2 separate regions of the Homo sapiens genome follow, and region 1 is linked to region 2. A link is a loop called in an ENCODE intact Hi-C map of the cell type or tissue named here. Cell type or tissue: ovary. All regions are shown on one strand. Each heading gives the region's core, and the rest is flanking DNA. Links, peaks and the distances in the headings are about the cores only.

Region 1 (6,204 bases), core at 1,205-6,204, 490 kb after region 2:
TTGCTGCAGCAAAGAACTCAGGGCCGGGAGCACGGCCAGGGTCAGGCTGTTCCCAGGGCCTTCCAGGGGTGGCCGTGTTTGACACATGCCTGGAAGAATGCCTGGTCCCAAACAGCCATCAGTGCCTTTCATGAGCATCCTGGGTGCCAGGCGCTGTGGCCAAGCCCCCAAGGCCCACCCCAGCATGAACTCACAGCCGCTCTCAGAATTTAGGGCTGCTTCGTCACGCTCAGAATTTAGGGCTGCTTCGTCACGCTGCACCCCAGGATTTTAGACAGTGATAGGGTGGATTTGAAGGTCAGCTCTGGTTACAGAGAACAGGCAAAGGGCCCAAGGCACAGGAAAGGGAGCGTTTCCTGGTGATGCTGGAGAGGGCGGAGGCTGCTTGGGAAGCAGAGGAAAGAGGGCAGAGGCGCCCCCTAGTGCCCGTGTGAGAGACGGCGGGTGGCCTCAGGGTGTGGGTGGGGGACACTGAGGGAGGACATGGGGTCTTGAGGGTGTGACAGATGGATCGGCTTGGACACGTGGAGTCTGAGGTACCCCCAGGACAGCCACTTGGAATGTGGAGTGGGCTGACGAGTTCCCGGACTTGAGTGTGGATGGACTTCTGGGGGAGCTGGTAGACGGGTCAGCACCGGCAAACCTCAGTAGTCTGGGGCTGCGTGAGGACCATCAGGAGGGCCAAGACAGACTCTTCGGAGGGCGGGTGGGGTGAGTGTCCAGTGGAGGTCAAGTGAGGTGAGAACCAGCAGCACCCTTCATGTTCAGTGGCCAGGAGCCAGCCTGACTCAGGGTGTGTTTTGGGGGGCACTGGGGGTGGGGTGAGGAAGAGGACGGCATGGGGGAAGGCTGGAGAAGCTCAGCTGCTCAGAGGGGAACAGAGAAAGAGAGTGAGCTCACGTGTGGAGGTGGTGCCAGAGGGCGGGCTGAGTGAGGGCAGGGGCCCAGGAACAGCTGGATGGGAGCTGGCATCCTGGGAGAGCGCAGAGCTCCGGGGTTGGCGCTGAGGCTCGGCGGTGCTCAGCAGACAGGAGGTCAAGCCACTGTCAGTCCCCTGGAGATCTGGGCTCCTCGGAGGTCAGGAGGGCTCCTGGCTGCTGTCCTCTGGGGCGGGCTGGGAGTCGCAGCAGTAGATCGAATGTGTGAGTTGGGGGCTCCGTGAGACTCTGCCCCGGGTGCCCTGTGGCTCCCCTGCAGCCTGCTTTCGGGAATGCCAGGGCAAGTGGAGCAGCGAGGCTCCGGGCAGGTGCAGGGGCTGGGCCGGCTGCTCTCTGAGCATCCTCTGTCCTCAGTCCTGCCTGACTCTTCTGCTCAAGGAGAAGCCCTTGCCCTGCAGCGGCCGTGCCTCAGTGCCCCTCACAGGTCCTCTGTGCCTTCCATGCATGCAAGGTGGGGCCTCTGGAGCCTGGCCCGCACACACAACCATCCAGGCAGCTGTGGGGCAGAGACGGCAGCTTTCTGGGACCCAGGGGCACTGCAGGGGCTGATCATGGTAGCCAATGCCTGGACACCTGGCAGGCGGCATGGCCATGAAGGGGCCGTGCCTCAGTTTCCCCACTGAGGTACATGCACCCTCAGGCAACTGCATCGCTCACCTGTCACCTGGCACCTTCAAGCAGGTGCCTGCCTGGAGGAGCTCTTCCTGGCTTCCAACCAGCTGTGCCACCTGCCGTGGGTGCCCTTTGCAGCCTGAGCACCTGACCAGGTTGGACCTCTCCAGCGGCGAGCATCTGCTTGCTGAGCGGGACACCTTCCTGTACCCAGGGGCTCTTCAGGAGCTGGAGCTGCGGGGAACTGGCTGGCCACACTGCCGGCTGTAAAACCATGTGCCATCTAGGGGTCACTTTAAAACCCTCCAGCCTGGACACACATCCAGGCTTGAGGTGTGTGTGGGAGGTGGAGAAGGACAGACAGGGCTGAGGACTGCTGAAGCTGGGGCTGACGTGCTGGTCATGTGACTCTCCATAACTTGGGGACTTAACAAATCCACTATCGGTCTCCATCTTTTTTTTTTTTTTTTTTTTTTTGGAGATGAAGTCTTGCTCTGTCATCCAGGCTGGAGTGCAGTGGCACGATCTTGGCTCACTGCAGCCTCCTCCTCCTGGGTTCAAGTGATTCTCGTGCCTCAGCCTCCGGAGTAGCTGGGATTACAGGCACACACACACAACACCACGCCTGGCTAGTTTCTGTAATTTTAGTAGAGTTGGGGTTTCACATGTTGGCCAGGCTGTTCTCAAACTCCTGACCTCAGGTCATCCGCCCGCCTCGGCCTCCCAGAGTGCTGGGATTAGAGGTGTGAGCCACCGCGCCCGGCCAGTCTCTGTATTTTAATTGGTGTATTTAGACTAATTCATGTACATTGAATGTGATGACTGGGTTCGTGGGATTATCATCTACCATATTTGTAACTGTTTTCTATTTGTTGCCCTTGGTCTTAGTTTCTATCTGCCTTTCTTTTCTGCTTTCTCTGGTTTCAGTTAAGCATTTTATATGATTCCATAGTCTTGTCTTTTGTAGCGTATCAATTATACTTCCATATATAGAAAAAAATAATAAAAAGAAAAATAAGTATATATATATTTTAGTGGTTGCCCTAGAGTTTGCAGCTCATCCAGATCCACCTGTAAGTTACACTGTACTGCTTCTCAGGTCACATGGTAACTTGTAACTGATGGCCCCCGCTTCCTCCCACCTGTCCCTTTTAACGTTGCTCTTACATTTCACTCACACATAAGCGATAATCACCCAATACACTGTTGGTATTCTGATTTTGAGCAAACAGTTTTATTTTCTTTTTCTTTTTTGTTTGTTTGTTTTGTTTGAGACAGGGTCTCTCTCTGCCACCCAGGCTGGAGTGCAGTGGTGCCATCTCAGCTCACGGCAGCCTCAACCTCCCCAGCTCAGGTGATCCTCCTTCCTCAGCCTCTTGGGTACCTGGGACTGTATGCACATGCCACCACGTCTAGCTATTTTTTTTTTTGTACTTTTTGATACAGTCAGGGTTCATCATGTTGCCCACGCTGATCTTAAACTCAACTCCTGGGCTCAAGCAGTCCACCTGCCTTGGCCTCCCAAAGTGCTGGGATTACAGGTGTGAGACACTGCGCCCTGCCCAGTTTTCTGTTAGATGAATTAGGTATAAGGAAAATAAAAACAAACAAAAAACAGGAATAAGGAAAATAGCAGGTGTCTCACTCATTTTGTATGTTTCAAATAATTCTACCGTAAAACATTAAAAAAAATTCTTTTCGCTTATTCTAGGCAGTGATGACTTCTTAGGGAATTCAGTCCCTCAACCTTTGCTCAGATCCTACTTCACTTGGTGTACTTTGCAGGGGGACCTTTTATGGGTCAGCAGGACACGAGGCTGGGAGAAGTGATGGTGGACGAGGACGGCTGGGAGCAGGGACCCACCTTCCTGATGTCATGACTGTGCAAGCTGGGGCTGTTGGTGAGTGGGCTCGGGACAAGCAGAGAGGCACCCGGGTGCTCCCTAAACCTGGAGATGAAGAACACAGAGGCCAAGGAGAGCACAGAAGTTTCCAGATGCTGCAGGCAGCTTTTCTTGGGCTGGCAGCTGGCATCTCACAGTCACTGACCTGCCTGGTTCCAGCCCCTGGCTCCCAGCTTTGCCCACGGGAGGATTCACAGGCCGCTGGGCGCTGGGTGCCACCTGTGTCCACGGCTGCCCGCATGAGCTCCAGGCGGAGCAGGGGGCCTAGAGCTGGCATCCTCTGCGGTTAGTGAAGGGGCAGGGACTGCCCGCCTCCTCCTCGGATGTCCAGGGCTGGACCCGAAGTGGCCTCATTACTGGAGATTATGAAAAAATGCTGCCACTTGCCACCAGTGTGCAGGAGGGAACGGACCACTGATGTTCTCAGAGGCCCCAAGTGCTCACCCAGCCCCTCTTGGGCAGCAAGCCTTCAGCCCTCTTTGGGGGGCTCCGCTCACCCCTGGAGAGAGGCTCAAAGGCTAAGATGCCTCCCGGCCTCATGGTGGTGGAGTGGCCACAGGGGACTCCGGGAACACCATCCACATCGCAAGTCAATCCCGAATAAGTCATGCGACTCCCCCATGGTGCCTCCTGCAGGCCAGCTCTTCCAGTGTGGGGCTCCAGGGGCTACAGCTTCCCCTGCCACTGCTGGAACTGTGGCCCTCCCATCCCAGCAGCCAGACCGGCTTTTCTCTCCCTTCTCCTCCCTGCAGGTGCTGTGCAGCCCCCCTCGCCTGGGGGCCAGGGTGTGGGGGACATGAGAGGCCACCCAGGTGAGGCAGACTTGGGCCTTCCAGCTGCAGGGCGACTGCGGGGCGGGGTGACTGCGGGGCAGGGCGTGCTCGCTGCTTGGATCCCAGGAACGTGATAGACCCCAGCCCTGCTGGGACAGGCTCTGGCCACCCTAGCCCAACATCAATCCCTGCCGCTCCATCAAGGTCCTGGGACTTACTTTCTGGTCCCCTGAATCCACACAGCCTCTCCCTGACCACCCATGTCTGGCTCTGTCCCCCACAGAGGGCTAGTGGGCACCTTCTGAGCAGGAGGGTTCCAGACAGGCCGGGAGTAAGGGACTAGCTAGTCTGTGTGGCCAGGGCCGGCCCCTCCAGCAGCTGCTGTGTTGTCTGCCCTGACACCGGGGAGGGGCTGCACCTCGGCCTTTTGGTCCTTCCCCTTCAGCCTCTTGGGGTACCCTGAAGTGAACGTGGTGAGGTGCACACACATCCCCACCTGGGGCAGCCCTGACCCCCAGTGTAGGGGATCCCCAGCAGCCACTGGCCTCAGATGAGTTCTGTGCCACTGCGGGCAGAGCCTGGGGTCTCTGTGCCCACCCCAGGGACATGCCTGGCTGCAGGGGTGAGGCTGATGGGCAGCTCACCAGACAGCCCTCCTGGACTCTGGGACCCCCACCACCAGGCAGGTTTCCTGGCTACCAGGATCCAGTCACCAGTAGCCAAATACAATTTGGTTCCCGAGTTTTGGAAGGACTGTCCTGGCCTGGCTGGGGAATGGGGGCTTGCCTATGGGGTTGGGGTGGGGACCCCAGCAGGTGTTTGTAACCCTTAAAGTGGGGTGGCTGGGAGGGGTGAGAGCCTTGGAAACACGAGCAGGGCGACTTGACTTGTAACTTCATGCCTCCAGAATGCATCCATTTAATAGAAGTTTCCAGCGCTGACCGTACAAACCAGTAAGGAACCAGCAGCAAAGGACGCAGGGTGGCGCTCCTGATGTCAGCCGCCGCCCGGGATCTCGCCTTGCTGAGAAGATCCTCTCTCTCCACGTGGCCCAGCCCGGAGGCTGAATTGTGCTTCACAAGTCAGGGGTTTAGAAAATGAGGCTTTGCTTTAAAAGGTAAGTGTAAAATGGTCCATGGAAATGCACCATCTTCCGCCCAATGCCCCCTAGATGCAGTGGCTGGGACAGTTCAGTGTGAAGTAGAGGAAATGGCGTCTTCTGCTTCCTTCAGAAAGGTCCTCGGCGACAGGGCCCTCTGGGGGACCTGGGGACGCACCCCTCTCACATGCCCGGCTTCCCCGGGCCCTTTGCTGCTTCTAACTTCCAGAAGGGGCTTGGGACAGCAAACAGCCCAGGGTCCCCCTCACCCACCCCAGAGTGCAGAACAGCAGCCCTGGCCCCCAGCCCTTGGCTGCAAGGAAGCGAGGCTGCCTGGCCGTGAACGCTCAGGCCGGCTCTGAGTTGGGTGTGGCCCACGCGGGGCTCCTGGGTTCTGGGTTCTGCTCCCCTCCCCATGCACCCCAGCCCCACCCTCCAGCACAGCCTGGGCTCGGCCCTGTAGGGCGTCCAGTCCCTGCGTTGCCCTCCCAGCCAGCCCTGGTCACGAGTTGCGGTACATCTGTGTAAAGAGAAGTGGACTGCATCGACGTGTAAAAATAGGTTAAAAAACTCTCCTCACTAGCCTGCAGGTGCCCAGGGGTGAGCTGGCCCTCCCCCCGCATGAGGGGCTCCTTTCCAGGGTGGAGTCCCAGGAGCCATGGTGAGTAGAGTGTGCCATCCCCAGGGTCACGCTAGTGCCACCGTGTCCTCACACGCTCCTCCACGTCCTTCCTGAGGACCCCGGGCTTGGTGGCCTGAGCTCCGTGCAGGGCTGGCTCAGAGCTGTGTCTCGTCGCGAGTCTCGGGGTTGCAGGACGACAGCTTGTGGCTGCAGCTGCTCTTCCGGCTCTGGGAGCTGCTGGCCACGTGAGCCAGGG
Region 2 (7,608 bases), core at 1,480-6,479:
TCAGCTCCTTGATTCTATGTGGGAGGCCTGATGGTAGGTTTCCTGAGAAAGGAACTCAGGTAAGACAAATGAAACTTTCTCACATGTTAAGACCGGCCAGGCTCATTTCTATGTTTATTCAAAAGAAACCATGAACGTGAGTTCCAGGGGACCATCGGGCCAGTTTCATTTTGTGGCTGGCTGACTTATTCTACCAAGGGTGATGTTGTAGCCTGCGTCGGAATGTCCTTCCATTTCAGGGCTGAATACTATTCCGCCGTGTCGGTGGACCTCATTTTGCTTCTCCGTTCGTCCCTCGATGGACACTGGGTGGTTTCCACCTTTTGGCTGTTGTGAATAAGGCTGCTGTGAACATGGGTGATGTCTTTGAGACTCTGACTTCAGCTCTTCTGGGTGCGTGGCCAGAGGCAGACTTGCCAGACCCGTGGTTGTTCTATGTTTGACCAAACTGCCTCTGGCCACAGCAGGACGGTTTTACACCCCACCGGCAGTGCCCGGGATCCAGTTCCTCTGCCCCCTCGCTCACGCCTGGCCCTGTTCTTTGCGGCAGCTGTGTGGTCTGTTGTGTGGATACCGTCACCGCTTCCCTGGTCCCTGCGGACAGACACTGGGTCCGTCACAGACGCTGCTGTGACGCTCACACCTGCAAAACACGCGTGCTTTCCGTGCCCTGCTGGGGCGACCGAGCCTGAGCTGATCTGTCCACGTCTCTCTTCCTGCAGCTTCTGCCTGTGTTTGAACAGAGCCTGGAACCATGCTGAGACCCTAGATCCCCCAGGGATGGGGGGCCCCCAAGATGGCCGGGATGCCCCCGTGCTGCTGTCAGCTTCACCCTCTCTGGGATCCCTGGAGCTCCAGGACCTGACCACCCGCTACCTACCCCGGGGGATGTGCATCTACCTGGACCCAAAGGAGGCTGAGCACCTGGGCACTTCCAGCTCCCTGCACCTCCGGCATAAGCAGGCGCAGCTGCAGGCGCTAGAGACCACAGCCAAAGTCCTCAAGCAGCGGGTCGATAGCCTCACCGCCAAGCTGCAGGGTGCCGAAGCGCTGGACACCGTCAGGGACCCAGCTGTGGGCCTGCTGCGCTCGTGCCCCCACAGCCTACCTGCCGCCCCCACGCTCGCCACCCCCACGCTTGCCACCCCAGCCTGCCCTGGAGCCTTGGGGCCCAACTGGGGCAGAGGGGCACCTGGGGAGTGGGTGAGCATGCAGCCCCAGCCCCTTCTGCCCCCGACCTACTTCCTGGACGGCGAGACACTGTCGTGGGGCCCCAGCTGGGAGCAACAGCAGAGTGTGAGCCCGAGGGCCCACTGCGAGAGCAAGCCCCGAGGTAGGCCGGCACCCGGGACACGGTGACCGCTGGGTGGCCAGGGGGTCCTGTGGGCTGGGAGGAATGGGGACCCCATTTTCTCTCTGAGCCTTGGTTTCCTTTCTGGAAAGGGGGCTAGGAGGACAACAGTCCAGGGGGTCTGAGCAGCATAGTGTACGTGGGCTTTCCCACGTGGCATGTGGTGTGTGTGGGCTCATCCTTGTGGGATGTGTGAGCTCTCCTGTGTGGCACATGGCACCCGCAGCAGCTATTGCTCCTGTCTTGTTCTCTGGCCAGAAGGGTGAGGCCGCTCCAGTGGCTCCTTCCCTGCTGCCTCCCTGCCCTTCCTCCAGCAGAGAGGCCTGAGGGCCAGGGAGGCTGCCACACCCCCACCCCTGTCAGGTGTGTCTCAGGCTCCTCTCCTGCTGTGATGGCTTGGGTCCCCCGTCCCGTGCTCCCGGCTGACCAGGGAGTGAAGCCAGGTGCCCTCTTCTCCAAGGTTTTCCAGAGGAGGGACACGTGGACGTGAAACCAGACAAAAGGCTGCAGAGAGGCGTGGCCCCCTTCCAGGCCCTCAGCCCCTCTGCGGGGAGGTAAGACCACCTGCCCACCTGCCCACCTGCCCACCTGCCCACCTGCCCGCCTGCCCACCTGCCCACCTGCCCACCTGCCCACCTGCCCGCCCACGCTCACGGGCTGCCTCTCACTTCACCCCCATGTGTCCCCGTCATGCTGGTCCAGAGGCTGCGGCCAGGGACCCGGAGCAGGTGGTGCTGGCTCGGACGCTGGCCGGGGCAGGGAAGCCCCGCGTCAGACACTCCCCCCACGAATGCCCCCTGAACTGGCTGCGGGCCTCGGGGACGCCACTGGTGCAGCTCCCTCTTGCCTGCTGCTCCAGACTGAGTGCAGGGACAGTGACTCGGGTGGTCCTTGCCATCCGGGCCCGGCGACCCCACCTGAGCTCTCAGGGCTGCCTGTCCATGGAGCCTCACACACCTGGCTCCCATCCCCAGCACGGGCTGCAGCCTCCTCTGGGGCCATGTCACACAGGTACATCTGAAGCCCCTTCCCGGGGACACTGTGCCTGTCCCGCGCCCCCAGGCCCCTCTCAGCCCAACTCCCTCCCCCTGGGGGAGCATCTGCCCTACCCCAGCGCCTGCAGCCCCAGTGAGCCCCAGGCTGAAGCGGAGCCCAGCAGGCTTGGTCCATGGGGGCTTTGCAGGTGGAAACTGAGTTAGATGCTCGTGACAGAGGTTGCAGTGCACGAGGCGGCCGCTCCCTCCCGAGCACCTAAGCCTCAGCAGCAGCTGTGGCCTTGAGTCCCTCCTGGGGATTTGTGAACACGTTTGGATCTCCTCTCCTGAAAAAACCCCCTCCACACCTGCCCCCCACCAAAAATCTTCCTCCGAGCCCACCACCTGCCCAGCCGGCCTCTCGCTCTTGCTGGTGTGGGCCGGGATCCCTGTCCAGGGCCTCCTGGCCAGCAGTGCCCTCCTGGTCCCCGCGGCTCCCTGCACACCGCATACTGCCAGGCGTTCTTGGGCCACTCCCGGCCACTCTCACCCCTCTGTCCTTGACGGAAGCACCCTGGATGAGGGACCCCGGCCTGACCTGAGCAGCTGCTTCCCAGGCAGCCCCGGAACCCGGGCTCGAAAACTCAGCACCACGGGCGGGGCAAGCAGGAGGCCAGGCCGGCGGCGGTCTCTCGGGAAAGCTCTGTGCACCCTCAATGCGTGGCCAGGTCCACCAGGGACACCTAGACGTGGGCTCCCCAGACATCAGGGCCTGGGTCATGCCACCCACCTCCACCAAGCTGTCTTCTGCTGGGTGGCCGAGGGCATGAGGGCAGACACCACGTGTAGCCCTAGGGTGGCAGTGGGCACTGCAGCAGAGGGGCTGTTGCCCAGAGTCCACATGTGGGGGAAGGAGGCGCCCTCTCCCGAAGCCCAGCCTTCCCTCCTTTCCCTGCCCCTCCCCTCCCCTCTCCTCCTGCTGGGACATTTCCTGGCCCGAGGTCTCCCCTGCCCATCCTTCCTAGGAAACCCCACCAGCTTCCTCTCCTGAAGCCCCCTTTGCCCTCAGGGGATGGCGGGCTTGGTGCCTGCGCCAGGGCCTTTGGGTTGTGCCCCATCTCACTCCCAACCCCACCTGCTGCCCAGGCCCAGTCCGGCCCATGGAACTGAGCCATTGTGACCAGAAGAGGGCAGCATCGGGCCAGACCTCGCCTCTGTCGCCTGCAATGCCCAGGACGACTTCTGCCCAGCCCTTGAGAAGGGGTGGGAGGCAGAGGCGGAGGCAGTGAGAATTTTTGAAAAGGTTAATTTCAGTGCCCCGGGCTCCCGGGGGACCAGCTAGATCTGTCCCCAGGGCCAGACCCAGGCTGAGGTCTCAGCGTTCCTGGCACAGCCTGGGTGCAGCCAGAGGGGCAGAGGTGCGGCCAGGGCTCCCTGTGGCAATGGCACCCAGACATTCCCATCAGGGCTGGGCACTGGACTGTGCCCTCCACCCCCACAGCCCTGCCGAGGCGGCAGAGAGACAGCAGGAGGCGGAATCATATTCATGAACCGTGGCCCGGAGGGACCCGGGCTGGTGGAGAGCAGGGATTAGGGAGAGGCTCAGAGGCTCGCTGGGCCCTGCCAAGGCTTCCGCCGCTGCTCGGGCAGCCAGGAAAGGGGCCTGGCCTGTCCGTTGCCACTCACCACTTGAGGGGCTGGAGCTTCAGGGCTGGCGCACACAGCCTCTGCTGGTTCCACCTGCTGCCATCTGGTGCGTTTCCCACGCTGAGCCTCTCGGGTGCCCCAGATCCCGGCCGCCTCTCAGACTGGTTTCTTTTTTGTTTTGTTTTGTTTTTATTTTTGAGATGGAGTCTTGCTCTGTCGCCGAGGCTGGAGTGCAATGGCTTGATCTCAGCTTGCTGCAACCTCCGCCTCCCAAGTTCAAGCGATTCTCCCGCCTCAGCCTCCCCAGCAGCTGGGATTACAGGCACCCGCCACCACGCCCAGCTAATTTTTGTATTTTTAGTAGAGACGGGGTTTCACCATATTGGCCAGGCTGGTCTCGAACTCCTGACCTTGTGATCTGCCCACCTCAGCCTCCCAAAGTGCTGGGATTACAGGCGTGAGCCACTGTGCCCGGCCTCAGACTGATTTCTGAGTTGGGGTGAGTCTGTCCCCTCTGTCCCATGGGAGCCCAGCACTCAGTGGTGGAGGCACTGGGGCTTCTAGCCACCCAGCCCGGGTTCCAGAACACTTCTCCAGGCCTGTGCTCCCAGGTGCCATGCAGCCCCTCACGGCCTGGGCACACGTCCAGCTCCCCTGCAGCACCAGGAATGCGGGCGGGGGTTGGGAGGTGGGTCACCACCATGACCAGACCCTGCACAGCTCCTGCCCACAGCAGGTGTGAGACAAACACCTGTGGGCCCTGCGGGCTGCTGAGGGAGGGCGTGTCTACCCCCTGCCTAACAACCCCTGGGCCACAGGTGTGGGCAGCATCTTCAGCCACTCCAGTGGGTTCTGGGTCACTGTGTACCAGGAAGCACAGATGGGGGCCCTGATAAGAAATGCGAAGTGAGGTGAGCCGTGCTCACAGATGCAGGCTCAGCACATGCCCCGCCCACATGCCCCGGATGCAGGCTCAGCACATGCTCCGCCCACAAACCCGTCTCTCTGTGCACCCCAAAGACCCCTCATCCCAGTAGCACTGCCTCCCCGTGCCTGGTAGCTCTCCCTCACCACTTGGCCACCTCTGGGAGAAAGGTCAGTGGCCACACCTGGCTCCTGGCTCTGTCAGCCTTGCGTGCTGGCCAGCTTGAGTGGGGGCAGGTGTGTGGGTCCAGTTGTACCTGCCTCCATGGTCACAGCCCGGGTGCTCCCCAGATAGGTTGCCCTGCAGTCTCCAGTGCCAGCCTTGAGCAGTGGGGTGAGGGTCACAGCTGATGCGTGACCCCGTTCCGCTCTGGGCCTGGTGGGCAGTGCCCTTAGTAGATGGTAGAGATGGTCCCGATGACCACGCTGGCTGGGAAGACTCTGATCTTGGCCCTGGGGACCAACGGTGGCCACGGAAGCTGACCGTGCACACCCCTGTTCCCCCTGGGGTCCGAGTGCAGAGCTCCGAGCAGCCAGGCTTGGCGCCAACGCTTCCCAGATGTGGGCTGGTGGCTTCACCTCAGCCCACGCCACCACGCTGGGACGCATGCTCAGGCCCCACCCACTCACCCCTGCCTCCCGCTCACCCCTGCCTCCTGGCTCCCAGGCCTCAGGCCCTTCCCCCGCCAGGCTTTTGGCCCTTGGGTCCCACCCTGGGCACACTGTTGGGGGTCTGAGAGCTGCTCCAGGCCACGGGAGCCCAGGTTCCTGCTCAATGAGGGGCTGTCCCCCGGATCTCCCTGCCTCCTGTCTCCTCCACGGGCCTGGCCCTGCCACACGTGTGCCTGTGTCTTCCAGCTCATATGCGGGCCCAGCCACGCTGCACCCTATCTGGGGCTCCCTGGGACTGGAGGAGACGCCGTCGGTCGGAGGGGCAGATTCTGTGGCGCCCTGCACCCCCCGGAGCTGCGGTAAGGGCGACCCTGCGGACAGGCCCTGGGCTGGCTGGTCGGGTGGCCGGGGCATCCACCGAGAACACCTTCCACTGCCTAGCACTCGAGCTTGGCCCTACGGGGTAGAGAAATCCTTTTCCACGTGGAGAGCATCCACGCCTCGTTATTAAAGGTTTTAGAGGCTTTCGGGACCCTCTGCGTGCTCTGTGCTCACCACACCTGCAGTGATGGGCCCTCGGTGGATGAGACCCACGTGCTTATTTCATGACAGCCATGCCCCGTGCCGCTGTGCCCAGCCCACCTCCTAGGGCGCTTCCTTACAGTCCCATCAGCTCGGATTCGACTTTTTCTTCTGCTACTGAGTGTTTTCATCCGGGGTTTCCAACGAGCAGTGCCCACTGCCTGGTGCCCAAGGGACCCAGCAGCTGCTGAAGCCCTGGGCTTGAGGGCCTCGTGCTGGCGTGGGCTGCGCTGTAGGACCCTCCTGGCTGGGGGGCTTGGCAGGGCAGCTGGAGGGGCTGGTGCAGCCATGGGAACTGAGTGTGGACTCAGAAGTGGGGGACCCCCGTTTGCCGCTTCATCATTGTCTGTTGATTTTCTTCAAAAGAACAGGTTTTGAGCATTGGAGTAAAACACATTCATGTCTGGCTGGGGGAGAGATGGTGGGAGGGTGCATTCTGAGTGAATGGGGGCCCCCATCCAACCCCTAACCCTGGACCACCACCCCAGAGCAGCCCCAGATACAACCTGCACCCTCCTTGGCTGGCAGCGGGGAGGCCTGAGGAAGGCCTGGGGGAGTGGGCGGAGCCCCAGGTGTTCCTGCTGCAGGGCCAGTGCCAGGGGGAGGAGAAGGGTTCCAGTCCTGGTCTGGGTTCAAAGCCTTGGGCTGGAGCCCTCCTGGAGTCTGCTTCCCGGCTGTGGGGCTTGGGAGTGCTCATCGGGTCCTCCCCAACTGATAGCATCCACCCAGGGCCCTGGAGCCACACCTGGCAGCTTCAGGGAAGCTGTTCTCTGTGGACCAGCAGAGAGGGTCCTGTGTGTGTGTGCACGTGCATGTGTGTGTGCATGCTTGCTTGTGTGTATGGAGGGGAGGGCTTGTCGGGCTCACACCTGAAGCCCTCTGAGGGAGGAAGGGTCTGCGTCTTCCCCACCCCGGCCCCTCCCCTGGGAGACTCTCCCAGTCTCCAGGGTGTGGGAGCCTCTGCAGCCCTGGTATGCACCTGCCCCTTCCTTCCACACACACCCTCTGAGCATCACTGCCTGCCTGGCACTGAGAGAGCAGGCCCCGGCCCTTACAGTGCCTGTGTTTCAGGGCAAGTGGGCAGTAAGAAGATGAGCAAGTGAGGATACACAGTGTGTGGGATCTGAGGCATGAGTGCCAAGGGGAGAATTCAACAGGAAGAGGCAGAAAGCGCATGTGCCGGTGGGGTGGGGCGGCAGTTCAGAGCCAGGAAGGCCCCCGTGGGCCTCTGGCCTTGGTTGTTTATGCTGTCGTAACAGAATCCCAGAGACCGGATGATTTATAATGACCAGAAATGTATTGGCTCACAGTTCTGGAGTCTGGGAAGTCCAAGAACAAGATGCCGGTGTCTGGCAAGGGCCTTCTTGCTGCATCAACACAGAGAGGAAGGCAGGAGGGCGAGAAGGAGAGAGGACGACGGGGTGGGACTCTTCCTTTTATAGTGAACCTGCACCCACAATGATGGCACTCATCCATTCACAAGGGTGGAACCCTCATGGCTGAATCGCCTTGTGGCTG

The links. Hi-C counts contacts between places; a loop is a spot of excess contacts. Peaks named below come from ENCODE experiments on the same cell type or tissue, not always from the same donor. Only the 100,000 strongest peaks of a DNase experiment are listed, where the experiment ranks them.
Region 1: a loop joins it to region 2, with 2.1 times the contacts of the local background. A loop is called at or near these places in 1 of 110 quality-filtered maps.

What each region holds. Positions count from the first base shown.
Region 1 is chr9:135,792,061-135,798,264 of GRCh38, reverse strand. It overlaps KCNT1 (potassium sodium-activated channel subfamily T member 1), which reads right to left. Exons shown (of 31, transcript NM_020822.3): 31 at 2,763-6,204. The coding sequence ends at 6,104. Among named protein-coding and RNA genes, the nearest start is that of KCNT1, 93 kb to the right of the region's middle. In ovary, for the core only: no CTCF peak of the experiment used is centred there; no DNase peak of the experiment used is centred there.
Region 2 is chr9:136,279,810-136,287,417 of GRCh38, reverse strand. It overlaps CCDC187 (coiled-coil domain containing 187), which reads left to right. Exons shown (of 26, transcript NM_001378188.1): 8 at 723-1,333; 9 at 1,812-1,905; 10 at 5,755-5,867. It overlaps LOC124902308 (a long non-coding RNA gene), which reads right to left and starts at 4,175. Exons shown (of 2, transcript XR_007061862.1): 1 at 4,012-4,175; 2 at 98-594. RefSeq lists a silencer at 3,578-3,637. In ovary, for the core only: a CTCF peak has its summit at 3,491 (motif pointing right); a DNase peak (open chromatin) is centred at 3,507.